Linked DNA regions of Homo sapiens: region 1 is linked to region 2. Evidence: chromatin loops called from intact Hi-C (ENCODE). Cell type or tissue: endothelial cell of umbilical vein. All regions are shown on one strand. Each heading gives the region's core, and the rest is flanking DNA. Links, peaks and the distances in the headings are about the cores only. Region 1 overlaps MYRFL (myelin regulatory factor like). Region 2 overlaps PTPRB (protein tyrosine phosphatase receptor type B).

What was found. Hi-C counts contacts between places; a loop is a spot of excess contacts. Peaks named below come from ENCODE experiments on the same cell type or tissue, not always from the same donor. Only the 100,000 strongest peaks of a DNase experiment are listed, where the experiment ranks them.
Region 1: a loop joins it to region 2, with 3 times the contacts of the local background. A loop is called at or near these places in 1 of 110 quality-filtered maps.

The regions. Positions count from the first base shown.
Region 1 is chr12:69,875,102-69,883,433 of GRCh38, forward strand. MYRFL (myelin regulatory factor like) reads left to right here. Exons shown (of 25, transcript NM_182530.3): 3 at 3,927-3,994; 4 at 4,094-4,352; 5 at 5,100-5,191. Among named protein-coding and RNA genes, the nearest start is that of MYRFL, 54 kb to the left of the region's middle. RefSeq lists enhancers at 3,586-4,123, 4,124-4,661, 4,179-4,228 and a silencer at 4,328-4,622. In endothelial cell of umbilical vein, for the core only: a CTCF peak has its summit at 4,453 (motif pointing right); a DNase peak (open chromatin) is centred at 4,460.
Region 2 is chr12:70,544,383-70,552,714 of GRCh38, forward strand. It overlaps PTPRB (protein tyrosine phosphatase receptor type B), which reads right to left. Exons shown (of 34, transcript NM_001109754.4): 22 at 175-281. The region is part of intron 6 of PTPRB-AS1 (PTPRB antisense RNA 1); the gene reads left to right. Among named protein-coding and RNA genes, the nearest start is that of PTPRB-AS1, 80 kb to the left of the region's middle. In endothelial cell of umbilical vein, for the core only: no CTCF peak of the experiment used is centred there; a DNase peak (open chromatin) is centred at 5,189; H3K27ac peaks cover 3,439 bases.

The DNA of each region.
Region 1 (8,332 bases), core at 278-8,277, 670 kb before region 2:
TAGGAAGATTTTGGCTGTTATATCTTAATTTTTTTTTCTGTTTCATCCTCTCTGCAGGTTCATAAATCTCTTTTTCTCTCTCTTTTTTAAAGTTCATTTTTTTCCTCTCTGTTGTTTAGATGGGATGATGTCTATTGATGTATCTTTGAGTTCTGTTTTAAGCCCATCTAATAATTTTTTTAAATTTTTATTTCTGGAATTTTTCTAATCTTAGAATTTCTATTTAGTTTTTTTATTTGTAGTTTTGATTTCTTTGCTGAGATTTTATTTATTTTTTTTCACAAGCATGTGCTTGTCTGCTCCATTTAGCTTCTTATAGTAGCTGCTTTAAAGATCCTTGTCTGCTAATCCAGTATCTGGATCATTTCTGGGTTAGTGTTCACAGATTGTTCTCTCCCTCCAAGCTAGGCCACATTTTTCTGGTTCTTTGTAGAGAGCAGTTTTTCCAACCCCTGCCGGTGGACTGCTACGGGTCCATGGCCTGATAGGAACCTGGCTGCAAGAGCATTCCCGCCTGGGCTCTGCCTCCTGTCAGATCAGCAGCGGCATTAGAGCGGCATTAGGAGCGGGAACCCTGTTGTGAACTGCACAGGCGAGGGGGATCTAGATTGCATGTGCCTTATGAAAATCTAACTAACGCCTGATGATCTGAGATGGAGCAGTTTCATCCCGAAACCATCCCCCGCCCCCACTACGTCCATCTCTTCCATGAAATCAGTCTCTAGTGCCAAAAAGGTTGGGGATTGCTGTTGTAGAGTAGTTTTTGTACCTGGACATTGTGAATGGCTGGATTCTTTTACATCCCTCAGAAGAGTATACTTTTGTTTTAGTAGTCAATCACTTTGCTTAGACTCAAATTGTAAACTTTGTCTCGGGAAGTAACTCAAATTTCAGTTCAGTCCTGTTGTCTTTGGTTGGGCTGTGCGCAGTCTGCCCCATATATGATAGATCAGGAGTCAGCAATAGATTTGGCAGAGTTACACACAGAATCCAGGGGTCCCCTGCTCTTATCTTTCTTTTCCAAGATTCCTCTTTCACTTTTCAGCAGCTGTGTTTGCCCCAAAATTTGTTTTCTGGTTATTCAGGCCAGGAAGGCTGTGGATTTCTATCGGAGGTTAGCTGTCCTGTGGCTCTGACTTCAACCAGCCCTCAGACTAAATGCTGTAAACAAGAAACTCACTGTATGGCAGTACCTTCTCCAAGTTTCAGTGCCCACCACAATCTCCTTGCTTTTGTCTAGTTTCCAGTGTCTTTGGGTAGGTGGTGTTTTTTGTTTTGTTTTGTTTTTGTTTTTAAAGTATTTCCAGCATTTGTACTGTTTCTCTGTGGGAGGGTCAGATTTGGTAGGAGTTTAATCATCATATAAGAAGGGGGAAAAAAAAACGAAAAGAGCTCTTTGTGATTCTTTAGCATTCCCTATTTATCTGGTTTTGTTCTCTGTCTTTAATGTTAAAGCCTTTCTCAAAATGTCTGGTCCTTTATTGTTTGTTCGTGTTTAAAAAGTTCTGTGTGCAAACCATTGTTCTCATCCAAGGATGAATTTCTTGGTAGAGTGATGAAGGAGGGGATGGCTATTTCCTTGGTAACTTGAAAATACTACGTTTTCCTCGAGTACATTCCATTTTTCTTGGGAACATTATTCCAATTTCTTACTTGTGGGAAATCTGCTTGGATACATGCAAAACAGAGTTAAGGAAAAGACTCAGAATTCAGTGGTTAGATTTTTAATGAATTCTTCTATTTTTTCAGCCCAGTAGCTCAGCCACAGCATTCACTGTGCCTGGTAACCCTGTACCACAGTTTCCCTGGGACCATTTCTCTAGAGAGTAAACCTTTCCAACTTCTGTTGGGGTGATGGAGGTAGCTTTACAGGGTGGGGAAGCTAATATAAGGGTCCAGGTCTTTCTTTCTTTCTTTCTTTCTTTTTTTTTTTTTTTTTTGAGACGGAGTCTCGCTCGGTCAGCTAGGCTGGAGTGCAGTGGCGCGATCTTGGCTCACTGCAAGCTCCGCCTCCCGGGTTCACGCCATTCTCCTGCCTCAGCCTCCCGAGTAGCTGGGACTACAGGCGGCTGCCACCACGCCTGGCTCATTTTTTGTATTTTTAGTAGAGACGGAGTTTCACCGTGTTAGGTGGGATGCCCTCGATCTCCTGACCTCGTGATCCGCCCGCCTCCGCCTCCCAAAGTGCTGGGATTACAGGCATGAGCCACCGCGCCAGGCCTCCAGTTGTTTCTTGTTCAAATGTTCAACCAATCCTTTTGTTTTCAGCTCCACCCTTAGCCCTGAATGCAGAAGCTCATGGTGACTCCTGCGTCCTGGGCTTTTTGAGTTTTGTTTGATTGGAAAACTTCTTGTTGGATCCCTCTGTTCCCTCCACCATTTCCAGGCAGTCTTGGTTGTGTTTTGTCCATTCTACTAGTTCAGTTATCATCTATTCTATTTCTGTCTGCTGCCATGTTATTAAAATTTGGTCTGCTGGGGTCTCTGCTCATATTCTTTATTATGTCTCTTTATTCCTTTACATTTATTTGAGTGGGATTTTTGGAGGAGAGTAGATGTGTGTCCTCTCTTCCCTTATTAATAGGAAGTGAATAAATTATAAAGAACTAATTTGAGGAGAAAACAACTTTTCTGATAAATGATAAAAGCAAGCTTTTCATCGTATTATGTTGGACTTTTAAACATACTAAACTTGAAGCTTCCTCTTCAAGCAAGAGAATCAAGTAGAGGTTGGGGTGCTTATGTATGATGCAGCATCACAGAGATGCTGAGCTATAAGCAACTTGTAGGTCTTTTGAAACAGAGATTTTCACACTTCTTTAGTGGTAGTACACATTTTTTTAAAAATAAAATTTTACTGGCTGGGTGCCATGGCTCACGCCTGTAATCCCTACATTTTGGGAGGCTGAGACAGGCAGATCACCTAAGGTCAGGAGTTCAAGACCAGCCTGGCCAACATGGTGAAACCCTGTCTCTACTAAAAATACAAAAATTAACCAGGTGTGGTGGCAGGCGCCTGTAATCCCAGCTACTTGGGAGGCTGAGTCAGGATAATCACTTGAACCTGGGAGGTGGAGGTTGCAGTGAGCCAAAATCATGTCACTGTACTCCAGCCTGGGTAACAGAGCAAGACTCCATCTCAAAAAAAAAAAAAAAAAATTACTTGCACTTCAATATATAAAACAGAAAAAAGTTATTTTCTCCTCAGCAATTTAAAGTGTTCTTGTTATACAACCCCTGAACTCCTTTTAAGAGCTTTGGGATCCCTTTGCGCCCAGATGGAAAATCATTGCTGTAGGGACAGCAATTTACATTTCGTTAGCTCAAACAGTATGTACAACCATTTTTTTCTGGTATAGGAGTATTAAGAAGTAATTATTTAAAAAATTTTATTGATACATAATAGATGTATATATATTTGGGGGTAAATGTGATAATTTAATACATCCATGTAATTTGTAAAGATTCAATCAGTGCCATTGGGATATCTGTCACTTTAAATATTTGTCCTTTATAAGAAGCAATAATATTAAACTTTATTGGGCACTCACTATGTTTGGGACATTATGTTAATGGGCTTTATATACATGATCTCATTTAATTCTCACAACAATGCTGTGAGGTAGATGTAATGATTATTTCCATTTTGTAGATGAGGAAATGGAGGCCTGGAGAGGTTACGTACTTATTCATGGATACACAGCTAGGAAGTGGAAGAGCTGGGACCCAAAGCCCACTCACTTAACCAGGACACGACCTTGGGCCTGGTCTGCTGGGGTCTCACTTCCCAAACCCCTCACCCCCCCATGCCCAGCACCTGGAACCATCACTGTGGGGGCTGTACACTGAGGGTTGTCTCCCATTTGTGACAAAACTATAATGGACTAGAGTGAAACAAAAACGCAATGTATGTCTCTAATCTTCAGGCAACGCCAGCTCCCAGACACCCCGCCCTATTCTGCATCCGACTCATGCTCTCCTCCGCAGGTCAAAGGTGAGTGCGATCCACCTTCAGCACATCTGGCACTGTTGCTCTTCCTCCTCGACTCTGGGCCGTGAGAAAGGGGCACTTCCTGCTTGTGTCTCTCCCCAGGTGCATGCTACCCAACCCTGAGGCCCACAGCTGGGAGGACTCCAGCTCCTTTTCTCCACCCCACAGCTGCTCCTGCGATGCCGCCCATGCACCCGCTGCAGAGCACCTCTGGAATGGGCGACTCCTGCCAAATCCACGGAGGCTTTCACAGCTGCCACTCAAACGCCAGTCATCTTGCCACCCCCCTGGACCAATCCGTGTCCTCCCATCTGGGGATAGGTTGTTCTTACCCTCAGCAGCCTCTGTGTCACAGCCCTGGGTAAAGAAAAAGATATTTAGTTATCAAAGACCTTTGCGGAAAGCCTCGGAGCAGCCTGCCTCTGGCAGGCACCTAGAGAGAATGCACAGTGGAGTCCTGTCCAGGAGATGGCAGTGTTGAGACGCGTATAGGACATCGCGAGGTCCCAGTGTTCTTGGCTTAGACAATCTTTTAATTAAAAACCCTCCAAATCCAAGGTCCTCATTCAACCAAAAGCTAAAATGTCAGAAATATACAGTGAGGTTCTGGATGATGGAGGAAACACCGTAAGCTTATGCAGCCTCAGCTAGACTACCCAAAGGGATTGTGAATGAGCTCTCCGAGAAATATCTGCTAATTAAGCATTAACTAATGTTCTTTTCTTCTGTCTTCTCCCCTTTTCTTTCTTTTATTTCCTCTTCTGGATCTAGAGAGTGCCAGAAAGAGTAAAGGCTATCAAAAATTGTGGTAAAACTCCACATGAAAAAAGTTGTCGGGTGTAAAATGTATACCTATATTTTAAGTCTGTATCTTCCCTGTCTCAATGAGTCCTCTGCCATTATAAACATTGTCAGCTTATCTTTCAGGTTGGTGAATCTCAGATCCACTTGATCAAGGGAAATAGTTTCAGCCTAGTAGGGCTCAAGGAACCTTAACTAATTGGAATTAGACTTAGGAAAGCAGAGAGCCTGGGAGATTAAATTTTATTTAACATAACATGGAACACAAGGAAGAATCCTAACCTTCGTTTTGGTGTCTTGATTTTAGAGCCTCATTGCCTCCAACCAAGAAGAGAAAGTGCACGCAGGCACTGGAGGACTCCGGGGAATGCCGAGTGTGGGCCTGCCACTGCAGACCGAGTGAGCAAACCTGGGTGGGAACAAGGGCGATGCCATCAAAGCCTTGGGCATTAAAGCAAGGCTTTTTACCAGCCTTTGAGCAGCCCTGCAAAAGTTTCCCTCTCACAGAAGAGCAATGATAAGCTCTGGTAGTTTGGTTCTTCCCTCTTGATGTACCTTTCATGCAGGCGGGGTCACACAGGTCCTCCTAGGAAGAGATGATGTTTCCCGTCTCAGGTGTGGGTGAAGTGCCAATCTTTCAATTTCAGGGACGATGTGTCTCAGAGGATTCAGGCTCCAGGCCTGTGGAAGCTGTGCAGTATGGCAGTGCCTTCAAGAGCCTGCTGGTGTGCCCATTGCATTGCTGCAATCCTTCTCAACCTTAATGTGCAAGAAATAGCATGAGGATCTTGGTAAAATGCAGACTCTGATTCAGTCTCTAGGGTCTGAGTTCTGCATTTCTAACAAGCTCCCAGGTGATGGCGATGCTACTGGCTCATGGAAGGCACTCTGAGAAGCAAGACTTACCGTGTTTTTCCACTAGAACAGGGAGGTGGAAAGTTGAACTTTTCCTCAAACTCACTTCAAATTGGCAAGTTCCCAGTGGATGTTTGAAATTTGAAATCATTTTAGAAGTCTTTCATCCGAGTCATCTAATGTCCAAGCGGTCAGCCTTCCTGTTTTTTTTTTTTTTTTTTGTCTTATATAACGTGTAACACATCATGTTTTGAGCCAAGAGACCTGATTAACAAAGTAGCCTTTTGAAGTCCAAAGACTTGAACTTCAAAATTTTCAGAGTAAATGCTATGGCACATACTAGGGGAAAAGGATAACACTCTAGGCCAGTTTCTGTTTGTTTGTTTGTTTGCTTATTTGTTTTGTAAAGATGGGTTTCACTAAGTTGCCCAGGCTGGTCTTGAATTCCTGGCTTCGAGTGATTCTCCCACCTCAGCCTCCCAAAGTCTTTGGATTGCAGGCATGAGCCACCATGTCTGGCCTCAACCCAGTTCTATTAGCAACTGTAAACACTCAAATGTGGGCAGTGTGAACAAATTCAGCGTACCAAGTCCCATTTCTTCTATCCCAGTTTGTCACCTTAGCAAGAGGTTGAAGACTTCCTTCTTGGGTTCCCCCATCCCACCACTTCCCCAGATTCTAGAGGTTTACACTGTCCAGAAAGGAGATGTGCGTGGCTTCACCTGAGTGGGAAAAAACACAGTCTCTCTTGCTGGGGCTGCTGCCTTTTCCTTTGACAGCCCCATGGTAAGAGCTGATTCTCTGAGGGACCTTTGGCGTCAGCTCCAGCGTGGGCTGTGGAGGCCTTCTGTGGATGATGACTTCACCCTGTCAGTCAAGTCCCACCCATCTCCTGGGAGTGCGGTCTCAGAATTGCACTGGGCATCTATCCCTCATATCAACTAAACCTCAAACTGCCTCCTTTCTTTGTATATGCATCCAACATGGTCAGCAGTTGTTCACCATTTTTTTTCCAACCTTAGAAACACAAAATGCTAATTAAAGCCCCATTTGTGGATAAGTTAGAGCTTTCCATCCACCTTCCTATGCAATGCTACCCTAATTTCTTCAGGGATCCCCACATCTAGCCTGTAGCTTTTTTTATGATTCTCAGACATAAAAGGCTGAGTAAATCCCTAGCCAGACGGGGGAACCATCTGTTCATTCTACTGCAGATGCGCTAGCTCACTAAGGGATACAGGACAAGTCACTCAAACCTTCCAAGAATTCCCTCATCAAACCAGATTGCTGCTCAAATTGTCCTGGCCATCCCAGAGTTAAGCTCCATCCTGCGATGGTTTTCTGCTGCCTGTCCCAGAAAGGTCATTGATTCATCACCATCTTCAGAGAACAACCATGGAAGAGTGATGGAAATTACTAGGATTTCCAGCAGATAGGAAATCCTATATCCCTTGTTTAAGTCCTATTCACAGGTCACTGAAAAGCTGACTAAAGATAACTGATTCCAGACAACAGTTCCAGAATGAAAATGAGCAGGTTCCCAAGGCCAAAAAAAGAAAAAAGAAAGAAAGAAAAAAAAGACACAAAACAAAACATTTAGTTAATCCGAATGCCACATTCTTATTACAGTTTGTATTTTTAGCGAAAGTTTTCTAGTCAATAATTCCTATTTGATGTTGCAGGGGCCAACATTTCTACAAAGGTCCTGGGGAAACAGCACATTGCTAGAGGAAGGAGGAGGTTATGCCAGTCTTACAGGCAGAAGGATCACCAATTTTTGATCAGAGATGGCCTGAGTCAATCAATAAAACTTTTCTAGTGACCTCCTCCCAAGTAGTACACTTTGGCCAAGGGTTCCAAGATCCTCATTTATAGGGCTGAAAATGTAGAATTACTGGGTTGGCGTGGGCAAATGTAAAATTTTGCTTAGAGAGGAAGTGCTGGTAGGCAGGCTTCTACCAGCTGGTTCCTGGCCCTACTTGGTCTGAACCCCAAATGAAAAAAGGGTTCATGGCCTCCCTGGAAGGCTTCAATCTTCTCTTATTTTGAACCTCAAATACAAAAGGGTTTTCCAGCCCTAGAGTCATGGCCAGTGGCCCACAGTAAGAGGTGCACTGGCTGAATTCACACTGTAGCATCAGAAAATGTACCTATCTCATCTCTCCAGGAATCTGGGATTCCCAGAGCCTTATTTTTCTTGATTATGAAACGAGAATAATAATTTTGACTTTACCCATCTCTAAGACTTTTTAAAGTAAGTTATGCAAACATATTTTGAAAGGCATTCAAATGCAAGCTATCAGTTTTCTCCAAAAGGTCTGGACTTAGGCAGTTTGCTGCTTTTACATTCTCACTTCTGTTAGATTTTCTCAAGAGATCCTCAATCTAGCATGAAGCGAAGAGGAAGATTTGAATCTCACCTCTTCCACTTAACAGCTGTGACACTGGGCAAGTTATTTCAGGTCTTTGAAAGTCAGTTTCCACATTTGTTAAATGAGATTAAGAATCCTTACCTCATAACCACTTTAGAAATCCTTTTGGCAGTATCTACTAAAGCATGTCCTGCAACCCATAGATTCCATCCCTAGAAGTATAACTAGCAGGAATGTGTACATATGCCCACCAAAAGACATTCATAAGAATGTCCAGAGCAGCATTACTTGTAACAATCACAAACCAAAAAGA
Region 2 (8,332 bases), core at 292-8,291:
ATTCTTCTAGAGAGGTTGTACAATCCCTTTGATCCACATCAATTTTTGGTCACATAAAGATTAAGTTCCAAATGAAAATAAATGTTCCCCCCACCATCAGCCAATATCTCCCCATTAGAGGCTCTTGTAGGTGACATGGCAGTTGGTAGAACATGATGTAAAGGTTAGCCTTACCTGATTCAGTAGTGATGGGTAAAGAAAAAAATGTGTCTGAATAGAGTGGCTTTGTGAATTCCTTCAGGTCCTCATCAAAGAGCTGTGTAAAAGCTCGAATGCTGATTCTGAAAAGAAAACCGATTTATTTAAATATAAATTAGTTGTTGAACACAGTAGCTGAAAAATGTGTTCAAGGAGAAATAGGGCGGGTTCCTGGTCAGTGGGTAGCAGGGTAGAATATGAGTTATGGAATCGGATAGACCTGGGTTCATGCATTCATTCATCAATTTATTCATAAATATTTATTGAGCCCCTGCCACACGCCAATCACTGTTCTAGTAGCTGGGACTTTGCAAGGAACAAAACAAAGTCCCTGCCATTCCAGAGGTTACATTCTCATGGAGGAAGTCAGACAATAAACACACAAATATAATAAATCAGATGAGATGTGTGCTATGAAAAAGAAAAGAGCAGGGTAAGGAAGATGGAAAGCAATGGGAATAAAGCATGTGGGACTGCTTCATTCAGAATGGTAGTGATGAAGGCAGTGAGTGAGAAGTGTTGGATATATCAAAGGAAGAACTAAAAGATTTGCTGATGAATATAGAGTATGGATGATTCCACATGTTCTGGATGGGGAACAACTGGAAGAATGGAGGTGTCACCTACTAACATGAGGGAAAACTATTGAGAAGTAGACTGGGGGGTTTGGGAAGATCCAGACAGATCAGTTGTGGAGGAAGTAATTCCGAGATGCCCATTAGAGAAGTCAAGTGGCCCAAATATCAATATTATTGTTGTTGTTATTTTAACTTACATATCTTTTGGCACTATTTTCTAAAGATCATTTTATCTAAAAATATTCTAATATCATATTTATTGTCAACAGGAAATATTTGTTAAAGCACTGCTTTATAAATTGCTGAAGTTAAAAAGAGATGTATGGTCACTAGTCTTGGAAACTTGAAAGACAAAATACAAAGGAATCAGGCAAATAGCAAAATAAGAAAGCATATATACAATGGCAAATGAGGAATGGTAGAATATGGAGGAAACAGTGTGTGTGGGCATAGGAGGTGAGGTGGCTGGAGCAGAGAGCTCAATGAAGAGACTGCTGGGATAGTCAGGCCAAGGACACAGGGCCCTGGCCAGGAGCCCTGGCAATGAGAATGGAAAGAAGACTGTGAAAGGCACTGAGAGGAGGAACTAGATGGGGCCCAGACTGAAGAGAAGCAGGGGAGAATCAAGGATGGCCTAAGACTTGAGCTCATGTCACTCAAGAGAACAGTGGGATCATTGATAGAAATAAGGAGACAGGCTGGGAGCGGTGGCTCACGCCTGTAATCCCAGCACTTTGGGAGGCCAAGGCAGGCAGATCACCTGAGGTCAGGAGTTCGAGATCAGCCTGGCCAACGTGGCAAAACCCCGTCTCTACTAAAAATACAAAAATTAGCCAGGCATGGTGGCGGGCACCTGTAATCCTGGCTACTTGGGAGGCTGAGGCAGGAGAATCACTTGAACATGGGAGGTGGAGGCTGCAGTGAGCCAAGATCATGCCACTGCACTCCAGCCTGGGTGACAAAGCAGGACTCCACCTCAAAAAAAAAAAAAAAAATGACAGACTGGTGAAGGAGGATATGCTTTGCTTGGGATATACTCGATTTAGAGGGACAGTGAGGCATTGATTTACAACTATCCAGCTGACACTGGCATTATTCCAGTCACCTGAGCAGGAGAGTTGCTGAGGTGGCTGTCCACATGTCCATGTGGGATAGTGCCTGAAAATCAGCTGGTCCTAAATTCAATAAACAAGCAAGATGCAGCTACAAACACACAGATTTGTAACCTCTGCTTGAATGAGAAGCCTGTGATCCCTATCATAGGACCTAAGTTTCATGCTCTCTGCATAAGTCAGCCCAGTCTGGAGAGCTGCACTCAATTTCTGGGGGCATATTTTAGGATGAATTAGAGATCATTTGAGTGACTGACCTGAACAATGATAGAGAAGACTTCAAGGGACATAATATAGTTAGCTTCAGATTTAAGGAAGACTGCCATGTAGAAGAGGAAAACAACATGATTATTTTTCTTCTTGAAGGAAGAATTAGGCTCTGTAGGCTGAATTTATAAGGAAGGAGGAGTTTAGGAACATTAAGCTGTTTTCTAACATTAGAATATGAGCTGCCTCCTAGGTTGAGAGCTCCCAGTCACTGGGGGTTGGAAGATGGGAGTGGGATTCTAGTAGAGGCTGGAGGAGAAGCAGTCCCAGGGAGGCTGGAGGAGAAGCAGTCCCAGGGAAGCTGGAGGAGGGCATCGCTGCTCTAAGTTAAAGATTGGCTTGGGTGACTTCTTAAGTCCCTCCTACTGTGAAGATTCTCTAATTGAACTGATGGAGTATTAGGCTTGGTTTATGTGGGAAAACTTTTGCTAGTGTTAATTTCAATTCTATGAAAGTGACGAGAAGTACTCCTTTTTTTTTTTGTTTTTGTTTTTTTAAAATCTATATTTCTTGAACCCAAAGGTATCTGGGCATGTCCTGTGATAATGCTGAAGCGGTACTAGGCCAGGGCAAATTGTTCTGACCCTGCTCCCGCTTCTTCTGACTTATGCCCAGATCCGAGTGTAATCCTGTAAAATGAACATCAAGATGATATTGATAAATCACATCTATAACTTCCATCTCCAAAAGATCCATTCCAAGTCAAAAGGTGTTCTTCCAGGAATAACAGCCTGTTAATGGAAGTATATTGAGAAAGGTCCACAAAGGGAAACAAGTAGTCACCACACATTAAAGGGGAAGGTGAGGAGTTGGTGTGTTTTGCTAATTTTGGAAGGCAGCTATGCTAACCACCATAACACCAATGCCTTGGCAAATATGTTGCTAATTTATTATACATTTGGAAATTCAGTGTCTCTCTGATAAGAGTTTCTTATTTATAAGTGTGGAAATACTTTTTTTCTTTTTCTTTCTTTTCTTTCCTTCCTTTTTTTTTTTTTTTTTTTTGAGACAGGGTCTTGCTCTGTCACCAGGTTGGAATGCACACTGCAACCTCCACCTCCCAAGCTCAAGTGATCCTCCAACCCCAGCCTCCTGAGTAGCTGGGATTACAAGTGCACACTACCATGGCCAGCTAATTTTTGTATTTTTATTACAGATGGGGTTTTGCCATGTTGCCCAGGCTAGTCTTGAACTCCTGGGCTCAAGCTATCTGCCTGTCTTGGCCTCCCAAAGTGCTCGGATTACAAGTGTGAGCCATCGCGCCCAGCCATAAGGACTTTTTCAAACATGTTTCTGTTTGATCATGTTCAACCTCTCCAATATAATAAAGAAGTTTATTATATTACTTCAGAGGTTTGGAACCTGAAGCTAGGAGAGAGTCCATGTCTTCTCGAAGATCACACAGAAAGATATGAACGAAAACTGAACTTCATATTTCTGGCTCCTAGTGCAGATCTCTTTTCTTATTTCCTCATGGCTTAATTTTTGGTTAAAAGCAATGACTTCTGGCTGGGCACAGTGGCTCATGCCTGTAATTCCAGCAATTTGGGAGGCCAAGGCAGGCAGATCACATGAGGCCAAGAATTTGAGGCCAGCCTGGCCAACACGGTGAAACCCCATCTCTATTAAAAATACAAAAATTAGCCAGGCCCGTGTGATGCGTGCCTGTAGTCCCAGCTACTTGGGAGGCTGAGGCATGAGAATTGCTTGAATCTAAAAAGTGGAGGTTGCAGTGAGCTGAGATCACACCACTGCACTCCAGCCTGGGCAACACAGCAAGACTCTCTCTCTCTCTCTCTCTCTCTCTCTCACACACACACACACACACACACACACACACACACACACGCCATGACTTTTGTAGGAAGGATGAAAAAAGCCTGGGCTAGGAACAAGAGGATCTGAAGTCTAGTTCTCACTCTTACTCCATTGCTGGCTACTTGAATGGTCCCTAAAGTTCTTTATGACTCATCTGTAAAATAAAAGCATTGGCTATAACAACCTTGACATGGTCTGCTCTGAAACCACAAGTGTAAACACAAAGTACTGAATGAATGCAGATAAAAAGGACCTTTAGGAAGGAGATAATTACCTAGTATAGGTTCAGCTTAAAATTAATGGGTTATCAGGCACTCTTCCCTTAAAACTTTTCCAAAAATGAATATCACAACTACTTTCCCCAGCCCAGCACTTAGCACCCACCCACAGTCCTCTCTCGTCCTATCATCCCAGTCTACTCCTTTTTATTCACCCTCTGTTTGAAACTGGACTGTTTGTTCTTCTCTAAACAATTTGTGTATTTAAACCTCCACGCTTTGACTCCCACTATTCATTCCACATTGAATCTCCTTCTGTCCCTATCTGGGTATTTCTAAATCCTTTCCTATGTTTTAATTCCTGTGTTTTAATACATCCTTTGAGAAGCCTTCTGAACCTTCACAGAATTTATTTTCCTTTATTCCTTATGTCCTTCAACATTTCTGCCTCTATTTTGCAGATGTGGCTTCTTTCTGTCTCCACATTGTAAGCTTCTTGAAGGCAGTGGCTCCACCTTATTTATCTATCACCCAACAACACGTATTGCCAGATAAGGCAATAAAATGTGCTGAATATATTATAGAAAGATAATTATGAATATGACACAATAACAAGACACTATTTTTAATGAACAAATATCTGATAGATTTTTTTCCACTTTAAATGTGTCCAGAATCAGAATTCTATAGCAGAAAGTTAGAGATCATGTGGTTCAATTTCCTTCCTTTGAAGAAAACGAGGTCAGGAGAAGCTGACCACCTTACTATGGTCACACTGCTCTTCTATTTAGAATAAAAACAAAACCAGACCAGCACTTTCCTAACCTTCCAACTCTCTCTCACCATAATGATCTGCCCTTTCTCTTTCCATATGGAACAATGGAATAAAACATATGAATCATAGGAACCCAACAATGAATGAAACACATTATATCTGTTGACATAATAAACTTGCGTATCAGCTAAACCTAGCATTTCCCATTTCTCAATCCTAATTATTCTTTTACCGTGCTATTTCCTGTCCACCTATTCGCTTTGGAAAAAAGGATGCCTAACAACAAGGAGGGTCACTGTGGTAATGACTGTCTTGAGACAGGCAGAATTCTGACTGGACTGAGTTCAGCAGCCACCACGCAAGAGGCTGATTTGCATGTGGTTCTCTGATGTGCTTTGGGAGACGACACCTCCTCTCATCAAGCATTATCTGTCTGGCATGCTTTTAACAGGACTGAAGTAAACATATATATTGGAGAAATATAGGAAAGGTGTGTTCTGAAAAACAAATATGTACACAGAGATGATGAAGCCATAACACGAATGTGTTACATCCTTAGAGCATCTTGGCTCATTCCCGTATTTGTTCATAAACATTTCACAAGCACATCCTTTGTGCCAGGAACTTGCCATATTGTTTTGTAACCAATGACACATCTGTCTCCCCTGTTGGACTGTGAGTTCTTGCAGTCTAGTAAAGAGGGCAGGTAATTCGATAAAGGGTTAAAAGCCACTGTAAATGTAGGATTAGAGGAATGTAGGCAGACGGTGATGGGGACGTGGACATGGGGCTGATGGAGCACCCAACTGCCCAGCTGTGGGCTGACAGGATAGTGTGGGTGGTTGAGGGTTGAGCTGGCTTTTGAAGTGTACAGAGAATTCGCCAGCCAGATAAGAGCGGAACGCATCTGAGAGTGAAAAGATTATGCAAAGGCTCAGGCGTATAAAAGAACCATGTCACATTCAGGAACTCTGAGGAGTGAGGAGTAGCAAGAGAGCAGTGGGTACTTGGAGCAAATACGATTGGAGACAAGGCTGGTGAGGCAGGCGGGAGAAAGCAGGGCTCAGTGTGCCCTGTACTGGAATCTGCTCTTGCTCTGGTAAGTGAATGGGAACTATGGGGAAACCTTAATTTAGAAGGGACATGACTAGGTTTGATCTGTCACATACTCAGGACTACTACTTAGGACAACCTTATGGAGCTTTGCAGGTGAGGAAGATGAGGATTAGAGAATTGAAATGCTGCTTACACAGTTAAAAAGTGGCAGAGCTGGAACTCAAATGCAGGGGCTCTTCCAAAGACCTCCGCAGTTACTATGGGTGCTGGGAGATTGGTGGGCTCTGGTCCAGACACAAATTTTTTATAGCTTCTTACTCTCTTTGAAATTTAGTAATGAGTTATCTTCACCCCTCCCCTTTCCATAAGTAAACAAACTAAATCAGCTTCAGTTTTCCAACTCAAAAAGAAAATAGCCCTTAGGTGACTTTTGCTTGAGTTTCCTTGAGCCCAGGTAACCAAGGAGCTGAGGAATCTCTTGAATCTTTTTTTTTTTCTTTTTTATTTTTTAGATGGAGTCTTGCTCTGTCGCCCAGGCTGGAGTACAGTGGCATGATCTCAGCTTACTGCAACCTCCACCTCTAGGGTTCAAGCAATTCTCCTGCCTCAGCTTCCCAAGTAGCTGGGATTACAGGCGTGCACCACCGTGCCTGGCCAACTTTTGTGTTTTTAGTAGAGACGGAGTTTTACCATGTTGGCCAGGCTAGTCTTGAACTCCTGACCTCAAGTGATTCGCCCACCTCGGCCTCCCAAAGTGCTGGGATTACAGGCGTGAGCCTCCACGCCCAGCCGCATCTCTTGATTCTTACAGGAACTGATAAATCCTGGTTTTCTGATCTTTCATGTTTCTCCCTTGTTCTTCTGAAATCTTGTTTCCTTTAGGTAGGCTTGTATGGTCTCTTTTTGAAGTAAGTATGACTAAAAAGTTTGTGTTTGTTTAATCTGGAGGTGCTGACCTTGCCTGGGAGGTAACAGTAACTGTCTGGTGAGTCCTGGGTAAAGGTAGCTTTACAGAGTTCCTGCCAAAAATGAGTGCTTTGTTTTAGGAAAAACATCTGTCTGACTTTTTTGATGTGAGGGAGGGGCTAAGAACTCTCTTGGGTGTAACAGTACGTCATAGTCTCCTTTTGGAAGTGGCAGGAGAGTTTTTTTTTCTACTGAGACCTAGGAGTGATACTTCAAATATGTGAGAACCAATAAGACCTCAGCATCAACAAAGCAGAACGAACACTGGCCCATGGAAAACCTAATTTACTGCCATATTGGTTAGGTATCAGCTCTTCCAACACCCAACAGAGAAGGTACATCCTCTGCAGAAGTAATAATGTTGGATGTCAGTAGCTCTATATCCAAGATGGTAGCCTAGGTTCCCTTTCTCTTGAGGATGCTGATTGGGATGCTATATACTTCTGCTTGTACCTGCTTTCTGAAAACACAGTGCAGAACAAGAGCACTGCCAATTCCTAGGGCCGAAGGGCCTAGTGACTGCAGTGATGTTTCCTGGAGCCAAAGCCAGACAGCTGCTCCTTTTCATTAGTCATCTCCATGGGGAAAAAAGGGTGTTCCCATTCATTCAGGGGTCTTTGCCTTCCAGAGTTCTGTCTGGAGCAAAGAGCGCTTCCATCTTTAGATGCCTTAGAAGGTAAATAAGTGAGTATAATTTCAGTTCACATTATAAGTAGAAGATATAACTTCATATTGTTTTTGGATCTCCCTAAACTCAGTCATTTTATTTGGAAATTTTTACAATAATGAGCAAAGTAAAGTATTGGACTCATATTTAGAAAGTTGTAGAAGGGCCAGGCATGGTGGCTCACACCTGTAATCCCAGCACTTTGGGAGGCCAAGGCAGGCAGATCACTTGAGGCCAGGAGTTGGAGACCAGCCTGGCCAACATGGTGAAACCCCATCTCTACTAAAAATACAAAACTTAGCCGGGTGTGGTGGCGTGCACTTGTAATCCCAGCTACTTGGGAGGCTGAGGCAAGAGAATTGCTTGAACCAGGGAGGCAGAGGTTGCAGTGAGCCGAGATGGCACCACTGCACTCCAGTCTGGGCAACAGAGTAAGACTCTGTCTCAAAAAAAAAAAAAAAAATAATGAAAGTTGTAGAAGAAAGAACAATCTATTAAGAACCTTCAGTTCTTCCCTTAATGAACTGGAGCTTTTGCATAGTGCTGAAGTCCCTTTTGACACATTACCTGCAAGTGGAGGCAGGAATCCAACGTTTATAAATTACCCAGTAAAATGCACAGTACTCTTGTAACGTAGGTTATTAATCTATGGAAGCTCGCATGCATCAGTTGCTCAG